Regions from separate parts of the Homo sapiens genome. Here region 1 is linked to region 2. The links are chromatin loops, found by intact Hi-C in ENCODE. Cell type or tissue: HepG2. All regions are shown on one strand. Links, peaks and the distances in the headings refer to the core of each region. The heading gives the core; the rest is flanking DNA.

Region 1 (9,097 bases), core at 542-8,541, 160 kb after region 2:
TGATGTGCTGCTGGATTCGGTTTGCCAGTATTTTATTGAGGATTTTTGCATCAATGTTCATCAAGGATATTGGTCTAAAATTCTCTTTTTTGGTTGTGTCTCTGCCCGGCTTTGGTATCAGAATGATGCTGGCCTCATAAAATGAGTTAGGGAGGATTCCCTCTTTTTCTATTGATTGGAATAGTTTCAGAAGGAATGGTACCAGTTCCTCCTTGTACCTCTGGTAGAATTCGGCTGTGAATCCATCTGGTCCTGGACTCTTTTTGGTTGGTAAACTATTGATTATTGCCACAATTTCAGAGCCTGTTATTGGTTTATTCACAGATTCAACTTCTTCCTGGTTTAGTCTTGGGAGAGTGTATGTGTCGAGGAATGTATCCATTTCTTCTAGATTTTGTAGTTTATTTGCGTAGAGGTGTTTGTAGTATTCTCTGATGGTAGTTTGTATTTCTGTGGGATCGGTGGTGATATCCCCTTTATCATTTTTTATTGTGTCTATTTGATTCTTCTCTCTTTTTTTCTTTATTAGTCTTGCTAGCGGTCTATCAATTTTGTTGATCCTTTCAAAAAACCAGCTCCTGGATTCATTGATTTTTTGAAGGGTTTTTTGTGTCTCTATTTCCTTCAGTTCTGCTCTGATTTTAGTTATTTCTTGCCTTCTGCCAGCTTTTGAATGTGTTTGCTCTTGCTTTTCTAGTTCTTTTAATTGTGATGTTAGGGTGTCAATTTTGGATCTTTCCTGCTTTCTCTTGTAGGCGTTTAGTGCTATAAATTTCCCTCTACACACTGCTTTGAATGCATCCCAGAGATTCTGGTATGTGGTGTCTTTGTTCTCGTTGGTTTCAAAGAACATCTTTATTTCTGCCTTCATTTCGTTATGTACCCAGTAGTCATTCAGGAGCAGGTTGTTCAGTTTCCATGTAGTTGAGTGGCTTTGAGTGAGATTCTTAATCCTGAGTTCTAGTTTGATTGCACTGTGGTCTGAGAGATAGTTTGTTATAATTTCTTTTCTTTTACATTTGCTGAGGAGAGCTTTACTTCCAACTATGTGTTCAATTTTGGAATAGGTGTGGTGTGGTGCTGAAAAAAATGTATATTCTGTTGATTTGGGGTGGAGAGTTCTGTAGATGTCTATTAGGTCTGCTTGGTGCAGAGCTGAGTTCAATTCCTGGGTATCCTTGTTGACTTTCTGTCTCGTTGATCTGTCTAATGTTGACAGTGGGGTGTTAAAGTCTCCCATTATTAATGTGTGGGAGTCTAAGTCTCTTTGTAGGTCACTCAGGACTTGCTTTATGAATCTGGGTGCTCCTGTATTGGGTGCATAAATATTTAGGATAGTTAGCTCCTCTTGTTGAATTGATCCCTTTACCATTATGTAATGGCCTTCTTTGTCTCTTTTGATCTTTGTTGGTTTAAAGTCTGTTTTATCAGAGACTAGGATTGCAACCCCTGCCTTTTTTTGTTTTCCATTGGCTTGGTAGATCTTCCTCCATCCTTTTATTTTGAGCCTATGTGTGTCTCTGCACGTGAGATGGGTTTCCTGAATACAGCACACTGATGGGTCTTGACTCTTTATCCAACTTGCCAGTCTGTGTCTTTTAATTGCAGAATTTAGTCCATTTATATTTAAAGTTAATATTGTTATGTGTGAATTTGATCCTGTCATTATGATGTTAGCTGGTGATTTTGCTCATTAGTTGATGCAGTTTCTTCCTAGTCTCGATGGTCTTTACATTTTGGCATGATTTTGCAGCGGCTGGTACCGGTTGTTCCTTTCCATGTTTAGCGCTTCCTTCAGGAGCTCTTTTAGGGCAGGCCTGGTGGTGACAAAATCTCTCAGCATTTGCTTGTCTATAAAGTATTTTATTTCTCCTTCACTTATGAAGCTTAGTTTGGCTGGATATGAAATTCTGGGTTGAAAATTCTTTTCTTTAAGAATGTTGAATATTGGCCCCCACTCTCTTCTGGCTTGTAGGGTTTCTGCCGAGAGATCCGCTGTTAGTCTGATGGGCTTTCCTTTGAGGGTAACCTGACCTTTCTCTCTGGCTGCCCTTAACATTTTTTCCTTCATTTCAACTTTGGTGAATCTGACAATTATGTGTCTTGGAGTTGCTCTTCTCGAGGAGTATCTTTGTGGCGTTCTCTGTATTTCCTGAATCTGAACGTTGGCCTGCCTTGCTAGATTGGGGAAGTTCTCCTGGATAATATCCTGCAGAGTGTTTTCCAACTTGGTTCCATTCTCCGCATCACTTTCAGGTACACCAATTAGACGTAGATTTGGTCTTTTCACATAGTCCCATATTTCTTGGAGGCTTTGCTCATTTCTTTTTATTCTTTTTTCTCTAAACTTCCCTTCTCACTTCATTTCATTCATTTCATCTTCCATTGCTGATACCCTTTCTTCCAGTTGATCGCATCGGCTCCTGAGGCTTCTGCATTCTTCACGTAGTTCTCGAGCCTTGGTTTTCAGCTCCATCAGCTCCTTTAAGCACTTCTCTGTATTGATTATTCTAGTTATACATTCTTCTAAATTTTTTTCAAAGTTTTCAACTTCTTTGCCTTTGGTTTGAATGTCCTCCCGTAGCTCAGAGTAATTTGATCGTCTGAAGCCTTCTTCTCTCAGCTCGTCAAAATCATTCTCCATCCAGCTTTGTTCCGTTGCTGGTGAGGAACTGCGTTCCTTTGGAGGAGGAGAGGCGCTCTGCGTTTTAGAGTTTCCAGTTTTTCTGTTCTGTTTTTTCCCCATCTTTGTGGTTTTATCTACTTTTGGTCTTTGATGATGGTGATGTACAGATGGGTTTTCGGTGTAGATGTCCTTTCTGGTTGTTAGTTTTCCTTCTAACAGACAGGACCCTCAGCTGCAGGTCTGTTGGAATACCCTGCCGTGTGAGGTGTCAGTGTGCCCCTGCTGGGGGGGTGCCTCCCAGTTAGGCTGCTCGGGGGTCAGAGGTCAGGGACCCACTTGAGGAGGCAGTCTGCCCGTTCTCAGATCTCCAGCTGCGTGCTGGGAGAACCACTGCTCTCTTCAAAGCTGTCAGACAGGGACACTTAAGTCTGCAGAGGTTACTGCTGTCTTTTTGTTTGTCTGTGCCCTGCCCCCAGAGGTGGAGCCTACAGAGGCAGGCAGGCCTCCTTGAGTTGTGGTGGGCTCCACCCAGTCCGAGCTTCCCGGCTGCTTTGTTTACCTAAGCAAGCCTGGGCAATGGCGGGCGCCCCTCCCCCAGCCTCGTTGCCGCCTTGCAGTTTGATCTCAGACTGCTGTGCTAGCAATCAGCGAGATTCCGTGGGCGTAGGACCCTCTGAGCCAGGTGTGGGATATAGTCTCGTGGTGCGCCGTTATTTAAGCCGGTCTGAAAAGCGCAATATTCGGGTGGGAGTGACCCGATTTTCCAGGTGCGTCCGTCACCCCTTTCTTTGACTCGGAAAGGGAACTCCCTGACCCCTTGCGCTTCCCAGGTGAGGCAATGCCTCGCCCTGCTTCGGCTCGCGCACGGTGCGCGCACACACTGGCCTGCGCCCACTGTCTGGCACTCCCTAGTGAGATGAACCCGGTACCTCAGATGGAAATGCAGAAATCACCCGTCTTCTGCGTCGCTCACGCTGGGAGCTGTAGACCGGAGCTGTTCCTATTCGGCCATCTTGGCTCCTCCACCTTCTTTCTTTTTTCTTTTTTTTTTTTTTGACCTTTTTTATGATCTCCCTTAGGGAAGAAATGTTGGCTGTAGTGAGATCATATTATACATAACCATACCTCATTATGTTTCTTAATAGCACCATCAAACAGTAAGCTGGCAGTTTGGGGGCACAACCAGGTTTCCTGGCAATAAAGAGAACTGTCTGCCACACAGTGTGGCATTGTAGAGATCTTGGGCACATTAGGTTGTATCCACATTTCATTGTCCTGTTGAAGGCACAGTGCAGGCCTGTGGCCTTATTGGAAGGGAGGAGATGGGGAGTCCTCTAAATGGGGAAGATCTGCTCAGCAACAGACCTGGGGCAGGTCCTTAGGCTTCCATGTGAGAGGGGACTGCTATCTCTGAATCTCACTCTGCTCTGAACTTCTAGGAGCCTTGCCAAGCCTGAGACCCTCTGGTGGTGGGAATTACAAACAGCTTCAGCCAGGCTGCAGCCAAACTGGAGAAACGCTGTGAGCATCACAGTCAGAGCCTCAAAGAGGAAGTTGCGAGAAGGCGACCCAAGTATTTAATTGCCAATGATTTCAACTGTCCGTTTGCCATTGGCTTTTTGGGTCTTGATAGTCTTTTTCCAAGCCTCAAGCTTATCTTGCCATGCTATGAAAATCAAGGGAAGAGCTGTGTGAACTCTTTGGCTGAAGTGTTAAAGGAAAAGTACCTTCTCCCCTTTAATTGACAGATCCTCAAGTGGCTGGTGTGTACCATGGAGTAGCTGTTAGGACCTCCTCACATGAGGACTTTTCCTCTGACGCCAGGATAGCTTGAGGCTGGCAAAAGTCCTTATGCTTCCTGACTGAGAATTATCTATCAATTAATTGGTTAATTTAAAAATATTCTTGAGTACTTATTATATTTTAGGCACTGTGGGGAATGCAAAAAAGCAAAAGCAGACGACATGTTAGTTTGTCCTCCATTACAACAAAAGATAATTGGAGAAATAAAATCTGATCTTCTTGACTAATAGTCGATCCGTGATAGTAAAGAATCAATGTCAAATTGATAGAAGCGCAACAGAGAGCTCTTTGGATGACCAGTTCTAGATATCATTGAAGCTGTACTCATTTTGTTATCTCCACATGAAGAGTTTAAAGAAAAGTATGGATTATTTTCTGTTCTGATTCATCAAGAACTGTGGCCTTTCTGAGGCTCAATGCGGGTCCTTGGCACTCAGAATTGATCAACACTTTCTCCAGGTCAATGTCACCATTGTCCCTTGTGGCTGTGCTGTCCCACACATGACACTGCATTCCTTGAATTCTATAGGCACTGTTTCCCCACCACTTAGCTCATGGGAAGTGGGAGTGAGAGCAGAGATTTGGGTGGTGATGAGAAAGGTATTAGTCTGACATGGCATTTTGGGTTTGTTTGTTTGTTTTTTTTTTGAGGGACTACATTAATGATTTTGTGGTTTTCTGACTGTTTTACTTTCCCTTAAAAGTACCATCTTCATGAAGGTGTTTCCAGTGTTAATCCTTTGATGATTTATTTTGATGTATGGGCACAGTCTTGTATTAGAAATATGTGACTCTAGTTTACCAGGAGTAAACTTCTTTCACCCTCCAAAGCATCCTGGTCTGGATGAAAATTATATGGCAAGCCTAGCTTGTCTAGTATACATACCTTTAACCTCACACTCAGGCATTATGTTACAATGAAGGTAAATTTCAGAGCAAATTCTGGTATATGTAGACCCACAAGCAAGCAGACATAAAACTCGTCACAACCTGTTCTGTATGTTTGATAAAATCTCAGCTCTGTCCTCAGCTGAACCCTGATGGTTTATTTAAGGCTGACGCTACAGGATTTCAGTGGCATGCTTCAGCTAACACTCTAGATAGAATTAGTTAATAGCTTCCTCAGGCAAGTGACTGGGACTCAGAACCTATGTAATCTGAGCCCAGGACATGATTCCAAAGTATACAGGATATTAAAAATCACTAAATGTTATACTCTGTTCATATAAGGGGGCAGTGGGTGCCTGTGCCATATTTCTATCCAATTCACATGTCTTGGGCATTACTAATATCAACAACAAAAGACCATTCTAACACCCATTGTGCTCATTAATAACATCACTGGTGTTGACGGAAGAGAAACTTGGCTGAAATACCAAGGAAATAGAGCCTGTGCAGATGCTAAGATGGGCTTTGGAAGGGAATCAGAAGAGTTGTGTCTCAAATTTAGAAGACACAGAGCAGCAAGTGTTCCAAGAACTGGAACTTCAGAGAGAAGTCAACAGCATCAACTGTGACAAGATGTCTGCTTTATGTGTCAAGAAGATCTTGGTGACTTGCCCAGTGGGGTTGAAGGGAGTGCAGAGGGTGGAAGCTAGACTGTGAGAGCTTGAAGAGTATGTGGTTGGGGAGCAAGTGGAAGTGGCAAGTATAGACAAGTCAGTCCCATTTGTGCTGCCACTTCAGTTTCATGGGCTGTTGTGTTACAGAGGCACTGCCTGAAGATTGCACCTTTGCATTGAATTTTGCAAGTGTGATCCTAAGAAGTCTTTCTCTGATGGGTTATTGTGAGTCTGAGCAGGAGGATGAGGCTGTGCAGTCCATCTATGTCACCCTATGTGAGATAGGTGTGTTAGTGTGTGCGTTGTGGGAGCAGGTATTTTGCTGCCCCCTTCATATACTTCCCTTTCTCTGGTACCCTGGATATTTTAGCCTTTAAGAGCTCTATCAGTGGCATTTTTGTCTTCTTCCTAAGACTTCTTGGGAGTTCTCTCTTCCTCTCTCATGGTATCAACAATGTATTTCTCAAGTCTGCATCTCCAGCTCAGACCTCTCCTTTAAATTTAGACTCACACATCTTATTGCCTACTGGATATTCTACAGACACCTCAAAGACTATGAATAATTGCATTGTCCTATGACTTTATATGTTATAACTTATTTAATCTCCATAATGACCCTATGATGTAGATTCTGTTACTATCTTTATTTTATGGATGAGGAAACTGAAGCATAGAGAGGTTAAATAATTTTCCTTAAAATACATGGCTCAAGAAAAAAAATAAATGGTATCCAAATAGGAAGAGAGGAAGTCAATCATATAATCTGTTTGCAGACGGTATGATTCTATACATAGAAAACCCCATAGTCTGTGCTCAAAACTCCTTGATCTGATAAAAACTTCAGCAAAGTTTTAGAATACAAACTGAATATACAAAAATCAGTAGCACTCCTATACACCAACAACATCCAAGCTGAGAGCCAAACCAAGAATGCAATCTCATTCACAATAGCCACAAAAAGAATACAATACCTAGGAATACTGCTAACCTGGAAAGCGGAAGATTTCTTCAACAAGAATTAAAAAACACTGCTGAGAGAAATCAGAGGTGACACAAACAAATGGAAAAGCATTCCACATTCATGGATAGGACGAATCAATATCATTAAAATGGCCATACTGCTAAATGCAATTTACAGATGCAATACTATTCATATCAAGCTACCAATAACATTTTTCACAGAATCAGCACAAAACCATCTAAAATTTATGTGGAACCAAAAAAGAGCCTAAGTAACCAAGACAATCCTAAGCAAAAAGAACAAAGCAGGAGGCATCATGCTACCTGTCTTAAAACTACACTACAGGGCTACAGTAACCAAAACACCATGGTACTGGTACAAAAACAGACACATAGACCAATGGAATGGAACAGAGAGCCCAGAAATAATGCCACACACCTGAAATCATCTAATCTTTGACAAAGTTGACAAAAACAAGCAATGGAGAAAGGACTCTCTATTCAATAAATGGTGCTGGGACAACTGGTTGGCCACATGCAGAAGACTGAAATTGGACTCCTTCCTTACACCATATACAAAAATCAACTCAAGATAGATTAAAGAGGTAAACACGTAAAACCCAAAACTATAAAGACCCTGGAAGACACCTGGCAATACCATTCTGGTCATAGGATCTGGCCAAGATTTCATGACAAAAACACCAAATGCAATTGCAACAAAAGCAAAAATTGTGAAATGGGACCTAATTAAACAAAAGAGCTTTTGCACAGCAAAAGAAACTATCAACAGGGTAAACAGACAATCTACCGAATGGGAGAAAATATTTGCAAGCTATTCATCCAATAAAGGCCTAACATCCAGAATCTATAAGGGACTTAAACAAATCAACAAATGAAAGACAAATAACCCCATTAAAAAGTGGGCAAACAACATGAACAGACACTTTTCAAAAGAAGACACACATGGTCAACACGCATATGAAAAAAATGCTCAAGATCACTAATCATCAGAGAAATGCAAATCAAAACCACAGTGAGATACCATCTCGCATTAGTCAGAATGGCTATTACTAAAAAGTCAAAAAATAACAGATGCTGGCAAGGTTGCAGAGAAAAAGGAAGGCATATACACTGCTGGTGGGAATGTACATTAGTTCAACCATTGTGGAAAGCAGTTTGGTGATTTCTTAAATAACTTGAAGCAGAATTACCATTCAACCCAGCAATCCCATTTTTGGGTATGTACCCAAAGGAATATAAATTTTTCTATCATAAAGACACATACATGTGTATGTTCAATGTAGCACTATTCACAATAGCAAAGACATGGAATCAACCTACATGCCCATCAATGATAGACCGGGTAAAGAAAATGTTGTACCTACTTCTTTACTATGGCTGCATAGTATTACATATATACCATTTAATGCTATGCAGCCATAAGAAAGAACGAGGTGATGTCCTTTGCAGCAACATGGATGGAGCCGAAGGCAATTATCCTAAGCGACCTAACACAGGAACAGAAAATCAAATACAGTATGTTCTCATTTACAAGTGTGAGCTAAACATTGAGTACATGTGGACACAAAGAAGGGAACAACAGACTTTGGAGCCTACTTAATGGTTGAAGGTGGGAGGAGAGAGAGGATAAAAAAATACCTGTTGGGTACTATGCTTATTACCTGAATGGTGAAATAATCTGTACACCAACTCCCGTGACATGCAATTGACCAATATAAAAACCCTGCACATTTACCCCTGAGCCTAAAATAAAAGTTAAAAAAAATGCATAGCTAACAAATGGAGAAGCTGGCTATGTACCCAGGCTGCAGAGTTGGTGTTCTCAAATAGTACACTAGGCTGCCTTTCAACTGTTCCAAACAGAATTCATCAGTGTTCCCCAATCTATTTCTCCTCCCCTTATCGCTATTTGAATTAACATCACTATTATCTATCTTTTCTTCCCTTGCTCTTGCTAAGATCACCTTTTCCAGTTGTTCCTTTATGGGGTCAAAAGTCTGTGGGAACAAAAGATGTTCCCTTGGAGGCCATGCCTATATCTAGACCTCATTCCCTGTACCCAAAACCTTGGAATTCTCCACCCAGTGACCCAATTAGCTTCTACAGTTTGCTCAGGCCTCCTCTG
Region 2 (9,097 bases), core at 305-8,304:
TAGAAGGAGCATCAAGAAGTTTTTCAGAAGCCTGAAGTAACAATTAGTATTGAAGAGTCTTCTTAACAAAAATTGGCTAAGTAACTACAAGAACTGCAAGATTGAAATACCGGAAAAGAGACTTCCTCTCCAGATCTTGTGGCTAACTTCCCAGTGATTACCTGGGTGCTGGACTAAGGCATCTCTGAGTATCTCCCCAGTGAACGATTCCACACCCTTCAGCAGGAGCACAGTGAGTTCCGTTGCTTATCAGGAGCTATGTGCTTCTGGAAGGAAAGGACTGTCTATTCGGTCTTCAGTCTAACATCCTTAGCTTTTTCTCTTTTTTTTTTTTTTTTTTTTTTTTGAGACGGAGTCTCGCTCTGTCGCCCAGGCTGGAGTGCAGTGGCATGATCTCGGCTCACTGCAAGCTCCGCCTCCCGGGTTCACGCCATTATCCTGCCTCAGCCTCCCGCGTAGCTGGGACTACAGGCGCCCGCCACCATGCCCGGCTAATTTTTGTATTTTTAGTAGAGACGGGGTTTCACCATGTTAGCCAGGATGGTCTCGATCTCCTGACCTCGTGATCTGCCCGTCTCGGCCTCCCAAAGTGCTGGGATTACAGGCGTGAGCCACCGTGCCCGGCCCCTAACATCCTTAGCTTTAAACTAAATGCAAAGGATGCTTACTGGGTCCTGTTCAAAGATGAGAGGTGTGTACAGTTTCAAACATAACCTTCCCCAGGGACTTTCAGAATCTTGACCTACATGGCATTGCAGAGATTACGTCTTTCTAGCAGTCAAAATAAAACAAACATTAAATAGAAATGAAAAACCAAAATAGAAATTTGAAAATTCCCCCAAATCCCACACCAAACCCCAAGTCCTCGTTTTCTGGCTTGAGAGGGAATATTGAGGGTTGGTGTGGAAGGGTCCCACTGTGCCAACACTGTGTGTAGCCTGCTTGTTCAGGGCCGGTTTTTGTTTTCGGCCTTGACACCTCAGAGTCAGGATTACTTGGTAATTTTGCTGCAGCTGCCAAGAGCTGGGCCTGAGCATGAATTGGCAGCATCCCCAGGCAGGGGGTGGAGAAAGGGATTCAGCCCAGGGGCCTGTTCATCTCGTGAGGTTCTGCCACTGATGCACAACCTTCTTCCCACCTGAACTCCTCCAGTGCCATCTCCTCGCCGTGGCTGGGCTGCTGTAACGCTACAAATCTAAAAGTGTTGTGCTGCTGCTTAAGCCCTGGCAAGGCTTCCCCTTGCCTTAGCCTCAGTACCTTCGTAGAACCTGCAAAGCCTTGGGTGCCCTCACAAGCTCTTTCTCCAGTCACTGGCACTCTCTCTCTCCCTCAAAGAAACCCACCCCTCCCGCCTTAGCGCCCTAGCTGGATGTTCCCCAGCCTCCTCCCACCTGGTGACCGCATTTCACCCTTCAGCCCTCAGCTTCCATCTCCTGCTTTGGCCCATTCTGTACCCATCACGGGCCTCTCTGCATGTCCAACTCTCTTCCCTTCGCTTCATGCTCTCTCCCTGTTCCTCTCTGCCTGCCTTTGGGATCCCAGGGCACCTGAGTTTCCTCCTCTGTGGCAATGGGACTGAGGCACAGGACTTGAGTCCTTAGACTGTGATTAAGCACAGATACCACCTGGAAGTCTGGATTCAGATCCTGATCCTGCTTTCATCACCAACTGAGAAGTCACATGACTACTCAGAGCTTCAGCTTCCCCATCTGTAAGATGCTGGGAAGAATGTCGACTTTATAGGGCTGCTGGGAGAATTCACTGAGAATACGGACATGCAGACCACAGTATTGGACACTGCAGGCTCCCAGCAAATGTTCCTTTCCTTTTCTCTAAGTAAGGTGGGAAACTCGTGCATATCTAGGATCGCATTGCCCAATGTTCATGTGTGACATGGGCAAGTGCATCTACATAAATGTGGGCTTGGGATTGAGAAGATTTGGATCAACAGCTGGTGGCACCACTGACCAGCCAAATAGTGTCAGAAACTCCATGAGCCTCAGAGTCTGTGTCTATGAATATGGTAATAATGTTAATACCTTCCAGGGTTGCTTTAAGGACTACGTAAGTTAATATATGAAAGTATTTTGTAATCCTTGGAGTTTAAAAATTGTCATAACCCAGCACTTGTGATTATCTTGCTTTCTCAGCACTCACTTGGGTGAGCTTTGCCTTGCAGCAGGTCTTTTAGTGCCTTCGTCCAGCCCCTTGGTGGTGTTGAGCACAGAGATGACATTTGATAAGAGTTTTCTGGCGCCATGAGAGCGACAGACACAGAGCTGTGCCAGACACCTCAGGGGAGGACCTGCTGCCCAACTGTAGGGGTGGTCTGCTGCCTCCCCCAGCTGTCAGCCCCTCCGGTTTGGCCTCACACCTTCCCGGAAGCAGCTTGCTTCTGGTGACTGAGCTGGGTGGGGCGTGAGGGCTGAGGTTGTTGGAGCTGCCTGGCAGCTCTCTTCTCTCCCTCCCCTCCCATCCCTCCCTCCGCAGGCCTGCCCCCAGGAGGCTTCCCCACAGCATCCTGCATGGTGAACTCTTCAGAGCCTGTGACTCAGAGAACCCAGGCCGAGACATCCAGTGTCCAGCTAGATTTGACCCTTGCAAGCCTTCACAGATATGACTCCACGGGTTGTCTCTGTGCACTCGAATTGAGAATCCTCTCTGTTGTCATTGTTCAAGAAATAAAACACCTGGGTTGTTGCATGTTATGCTGGTCTTTGACAGGGAAAGGAACATTCCTTCCTGGGTGGCTCATGTCATCGTGTGTGTTCAGCATTGTCATTAGGCTGCTGTTTGGGAGAAAGTTTCCAATGACAGGAACAGTTGAAGAGCTTAGTCTCTATTCTCTTAACTCTATTAACCTTAATTCAATTATTTTCCTGCAAGAAACCGAGAATTCCTACATCACCTAAGGTGTTTCAGAATATAAAAATAATCAAAATATTTCCCCAGTTTATTAAACAAAGTTAGGGTAACTTATATACCAAAATCTGATAAAGACAGTATGAAGACAGGAACACTGCACATCAAATCCAGCAGCATTTTAAAAGAATAATGCCCGGTGGCACCAGGGCTCTCAGGGAGGCTGCGTCCTGCCGGGGAAAGTGCTTGGGCTCTGAGTCAGTCGGGGCTCAGCTCTCTAGCGCTGGAAGCTGGAGCTTGCTAAGTCACCTCTCCCAGCACCGGCTCCTTCCATTGCGAGAGGAGAAACCCACTTCTAGGGTTTCGTAAAGGTTGAGGAAGGTAATTCCTGTGCAGCACTCAGGGTCACCCCTGCACATAGGGCCCCTGGGCCAGCCGCCCTCACCACTGTGGGAGGCCGCCTGCTGTGGTCCAGCTGCTCATCTTGCACAGAGCCCTCCATTTTGAGCACTTTCCTGGGACACCAGGACCTTTTGCAGAGCCCTCTCTGATCTGATCTTGGATGTGAGGACTATATGTGGGAGTGCTTGACCCTGCTGATGTTTTCAACACACGGAAATGGGTTCCCTCCCTCACACCACATTCCCAATATGTATTCTCAACATTCAGAACCTCCTTCTAGAATTCCACCCTGTGGCTCCCAGCACGGCTTGGGACTCCAGTGGCGTGAGGCCAGCCAGACTGTGGTCCCCACACTTGAAATACTGGAAGGTTGTGATCATCTGCAAAGCCCAAGGAAAGCTCTGGTAGTGATATGGCCCCGTGCATCCTGCCCTGGCTTGCAGGGCAGTGGCACTTCTGCTTATTGTGAGTATAATGATTCTTTTGGGGGTTGAAGGTCAGTTTTAGGTGTCAGAGAAGGAGTGGGGTCCAGAAACTATTGCGAAAGGCCAGGATATTTGGTGAGAGGACATCCTTTGTTCTTTTTTGCTGGAGTAAGGAAAGCCTGTGTGGTTGATAAAGCCTGGCATGGCATGTGTAGTCCTGGAGGAGGGGTGAGAGCCTTGGGCAAAGAGGGGCGTGGTAGGGCCACAGATGAGGGCTCCCAGGCACTGGGCCTCCTTCCCAAAGAACAATCATCAGGACATCCCAGAGACCACTGTCCAGGAGAAACGGGGTGACAAGCCCTCTTTGAGCTCGGGAGCATTTTAATCAGTGCTCAAGAGGAAGAGAAAAGAAACAAAAAGTGCAACCAGCCAGAAAAACAACCAAGCAGCTACCCACCCAACCACCCATCCACCCACCCACTGACCCAACCAACCACTCCCCCACCCAACCACCTATCCATCCACCCACCGACCCAACCAACCAACCAACCAACCACCCACACAACCACCCATCCACCCAACCCACTGACCCAACCAACCAAACCAAGCAACCACCCACCCAACCACCCATCCACCCACCCACTGACCCAACCAACCTAGCAACCACTCACCCAACCACCCATCCATCCACCCACTGACCCAGCCAACCAACCAACCAACCAACCACCCTCCCAACCACCCATCCACCCACCCACTGACCCAACCAACCAACCAAGCAACCACCCACCCAACGACCCACCCACCCACCCACTGACCCAACCAACCAACCAAGCAACCACCCACCACCCACCCACCCACTGACCCAACCAACCAACCAAGCAACCACCCACCTACCCAACCAACCCCCACTTACCCAATCAACCAACCAAGCAACCATCCACTCACCCAACCAACCACCCACCCACCCAAGCAACCAATCAACGAACCAAGCAACCACCCACCTACCCAACCAACTACCCCCCACCCACCCAAGCAAGCGAGCAAGCGAGCAAGCAACCAAGTAACCATCTACTCACTCAACCAAGCAACCACCCACCTACCCAACCAACCAATCAACCAACCAAGCAACCACCCACCTACCCAACCAACCAATCAACCAACCAAGGAACCACCCACCTACCCAATCAACGAACCCCCCACCCAACCAGCCAAGCAACCAAGTAACCATCCACTCACCTAACCAATCAACCAATCAACCAATCAGGCAACCACCCACCTACCCAACTAACTAACCCGTAACCACCCAACCAACCAAGCAAGCAACCACCTGCTCACCCAACCAACCAATCACCAAACAAGCAACCACCCACCCACCCACTCAACCAACCAACTACCCAACCAAGCAACCACTCACCCAACCAACCATTCAACCGACCGACCGACCGACCGACCGACCCACCGACCCGACCGACCAACCAACCAACCAAGCAACCATCCAACCATTCAAGAGTGTGTTCGGGGGGATTTTCGCTCGGGGCTGACGCGGTTCTCTGGCCGCTGTGCCGTGCTGGGCCACTAGGTGGCAGCGGAGGCCGCCCGGAGCGACAGCCGGCGGTGCGGAGGCGGGCCCGGCGCGGGCAGGCAGGAGGCTTAAAGCCCCGCAGAGCCGCAGCCGCCTAGCTGGGGGAGAGGCCCGTCCGGGGCTGGCTCTGAGCGCCGCACGGCCGTCGGATCCCGGGGACGCCGGGGGCCCGGGCTGAGCGCCGCGGCCCGCGAGGAGGAGCACCGGTAAATAGCCACAACTTTCTATCTCCTTGAGATCCTGAGAATAAATGCAAAATCGCGCTTCCGCTGCATGTGGAAGTGAGCGGGGCGGCAGCTAGCTTGCCCCGTGAGTTTTTAACACAGCTCGATATGATGTTTAGTATAATTGCATAATTTACCGATATATCTGAGCTGGAACTCAGCTGTAACAAATGATTGTAGTTCAATAAATGCTTAGATTACCAATTTTTTCCTTTTTTATTTTTATAGATTTAGGGGGTACAGGTGCTGTTTTGTTATATGGATGTATTGCATAGTGGTGGAGACTGGGCTTTTAGTGTAGCCATCACCCCTATAGTGTACATTGTACCTATTAAGTAATTTGTTGTCCCTCACCCCCTCCCTCCCTCCCAAAGTGATTACAAATATTAATGATGACAGTGATGACAGAAATTCTCTCCAGATGTGATCTGAGTTTGGAGGGCAAAGGGATTTTTGAAAATGAATCATAAGAGAGAAATTTTGCAACAAAGGAGTGTGGTACATTTAAATTGCTGTTTTTTTTTTTAAATACTGTGCTCACGCGGACCTAATAAACTATCAAGCAGACCTCATGGAATTCCACATAATGCAGAAGCGAGGGAAAAATAGGTATTGAGGGAAAAGCAGCACTGTTTTCCTCAATTTTAACACGTATGTGCAGCCTACACTTACAAACTTAAGACAGTAGCTTTTAACATGTGACTTTGCTCAGGGTAACAGACCATTCTGGTTATAGCCTTACTTACAGCTGTGGAGGCTGAATCCTGATGGGTCTAAGAAGTGTCAGGACAAGTGTTAGGGATGCACCTGTCTGTCTGTCTTAAGGGAATACGGGTCTGGGCAGTCTTAAATCGGAGCTCCCTTGAGGAGAATGTCGTGCAGTAGCCTTAGGAATGTGAACATTGGGAGACTGGCTGGGATTTTGTAGGTTATGAGTTGGGGACACTTATGATAGTGAACTTGAGCCCAGGAGAGAAGCCATAAAAAGTGAAACTGTCCTGGGCACTTGGAGGTGAGTGTCTCTCTAGTAAGATGCATGTGAAAGGCTGGGAGCTGAAAGCAAGGAGAGCAGAAGAGGCTGGTGAAGATTCTAATCTGCGTGTCCAGGGGCACTCTTCCAGGTCTCAGGAACGCAGGTCAGAATGTGCAAGCCAGCTGCCGGGCACGTGGCTCACCCCTGTAGTACCAGCACTTTGGGAGGCTGAGAGAGAAGATCGCTTGTGGCCAGGAGTTTGAGACCAGACTGGGCAACATAGGGAGACCCTGTCTCTTAAAAAAAAAAAAAAAAAAGGACTGAGTGAGCCGAGCCCAGTCCTCTGATGCACTGTGTCATTCATCCCCTTTCTTAGGCTGTGTTGGTTCTAGGCTAGCTGCTGTCTTTCTTTGGTAGGCTGCTAACCTCTTTGGATTGTGAATTTAAAACATGTTTTACAGTAAATTTGCTGCCAAGACAAGAGGTGTATTTCTCCAGCAATGAATTCCTCATTTCACCTGCATTTCTTGGATCTCAACCTGAATGCCACAGAGGGCAACCTTTCAGGACCCAATGTCAAAAACAAGTCTTCACCATGTGAAGACATGGGCATTGCTGTGGAGGTGTTTCTCACTCTGGGTGTCATCAGCCTCTTGGAGAACATCTTGGTCATAGGGGCCATAGTGAAGAACAAAAACCTGCACTCCCCCATGTACTTCTTCGTGTGCAGCCTGGCAGTGGCGGACATGCTGGTGAGCATGTCCAGTGCCTGGGAGACCATCACCATCTACCTACTCAACAACAAGCACCTAGTGATAGCAGACGCCTTTGTGCGCCACATTGACAATGTGTTTGACTCCATGATCTGCATTTCCGTGGTGGCATCCATGTGCAGCTTACTGGCCATTGCAGTGGATAGGTACGTCACCATCTTCTACGCCCTGCGCTACCACCACATCATGACGGCGAGGCGCTCAGGGGCCATCATCGCCGGCATCTGGGCTTTCTGCACGGGCTGCGGCATTGTCTTCATCCTGTACTCAGAATCCACCTACGTCATCCTGTGCCTCATCTCCATGTTCTTCGCTATGCTGTTCCTCCTGGTGTCTCTGTACATACACATGTTCCTCCTGGCGCGGACTCACGTCAAGCGGATCGCGGCTCTGCCCGGGGCCAGCTCTGCGCGGCAGAGGACCAGCATGCAGGGCGCGGTCACCGTCACCATGCTGCTGGGCGTGTTTACCGTGTGCTGGGCCCCGTTCTTCCTTCATCTCACTTTAATGCTTTCTTGCCCTCAGAACCTCTACTGCTCTCGCTTCATGTCTCACTTCAATATGTACCTCATACTCATCATGTGTAATTCCGTGATGGACCCTCTCATATATGCCTTCCGCAGCCAAGAGATGCGGAAGACCTTTAAGGAGATTATTTGCTGCCGTGGTTTCAGGATCGCCTGCAGCTTTCCCAGAAGGGATTAAGCACAAAGTGCTCCTCTCTGTGGCTCTGTTCTCCTTTGTTTGCTCACCTATGACAAAGCGACAGCCAAGGGGTAGGCGGGAGTGCTAGCATCCCATTTTTCTCTTTACCAGCTCAGACATGGGCCTAAGAGGCTCTCTCTGTTCAGTTCCTGGTGATTATGTCCAACATGCAAGGGTTGCTTATCCACTCTGGGGACAGTCATGACAATTTCTTACTGTCCTTTTGTGTCCTATGGTTTCTACTGCTCCCACCCATTTCTGGGGGCCCCATCCACCCTCCACCTAGCAGGCATGTGCTCGGGGAATGCACAGCACCCTCAGTGCAAGCCAGACATGATGAAACACGTATTGTGACGCGAAGAAAACCGTGATATCGACGCCAGGTGGGATTGCTTCTTCTCCCCAGAAGCAGGTCCACACTCTGCTGGCTGCACTCTGAGCTATGCATGCTTTTCAGGGAAGAAAAGAGTGGCCAGATTCTTTCCATCAGAAGCAATCTGTTCATTTGTTCTGAAATGTCTTCTTTGCTCCCCTTGCCTGAACTTTTGATTCATGGCTTTTGTTCATAATTGTCTGAATAATTGTACTTCTGTCAATCATGGTGTTGCGCTTACCCAGACATAAAACCTTATGCTAGAAACCCTGCCTCATGTGCTGTGGAAGACTCTGTGACTCTTTCTTACTGTCTTATTTGGGCTCAATCTGGGGTTTCCAAAAGGATGACTGGGGGCATTACAGGGGCTCAAGGAGTTCAAGGTGCCCAGTGCTGCAAGTAGCACACGTCCACAGCCAGGCTTGCTTTGAGTGGCTCACACCGGATCTGTGTTGGAGTCTGAACTCTGGCCTGTGTACTTGGAGGCATGTCAATCTCATTTCAGCAGCCAACAAAGGTCAGGGCCCAACCTATAGCCCAGGGAGCCCCATCTTCTCCCAACCTAGACTGGAGCAGAGAAACCCGAGTTCAGGTGCTAATTCTGCCTTTCACTGCTGTGTGGCGTGAATCATCTTATTTCAGGTTCCACATCTGTGCTGACTGTACACGATGGCCATGAGAACTGCAAAATTGTGTGAGCTTCTTGTAAATTTGTAAAGCACTATAGGGTTTGCTTTTTATTTTAAAGAAATGCTCGGATTAGAGGTGTGAGCCAGAG

The links. A loop is a pair of places that touch in the nucleus more often than their neighbours do. Peaks named below come from ENCODE experiments on the same cell type or tissue, not always from the same donor. Only the 100,000 strongest peaks of a DNase experiment are listed, where the experiment ranks them.
Region 1: it touches region 2 in a loop (7-fold over the local background); 3 of 110 quality-filtered maps call a loop at or near these places.

What each region holds. Positions count from the first base shown.
Region 1 is chr18:13,978,239-13,987,335 of GRCh38, forward strand. No RefSeq gene overlaps it. Among named protein-coding and RNA genes, the nearest start is that of MC2R, 67 kb to the left of the region's middle. In HepG2, for the core only: a CTCF peak has its summit at 4,095; no DNase peak of the experiment used is centred there.
Region 2 is chr18:13,818,798-13,827,894 of GRCh38, forward strand. MC5R (melanocortin 5 receptor) reads left to right here and starts at 5,352. Exons shown (of 2, transcript NM_005913.3): 1 at 5,352-5,477; 2 at 6,930-8,526. The coding sequence starts at 6,969. The coding sequence ends at 7,946. RefSeq lists silencers at 5,021-5,201, 5,167-5,456, 5,467-5,556. In HepG2, for the core only: a CTCF peak has its summit at 5,271 (motif pointing right); no DNase peak of the experiment used is centred there; H3K4me3 peaks cover 409 bases; H3K27me3 peaks cover 4,278 bases.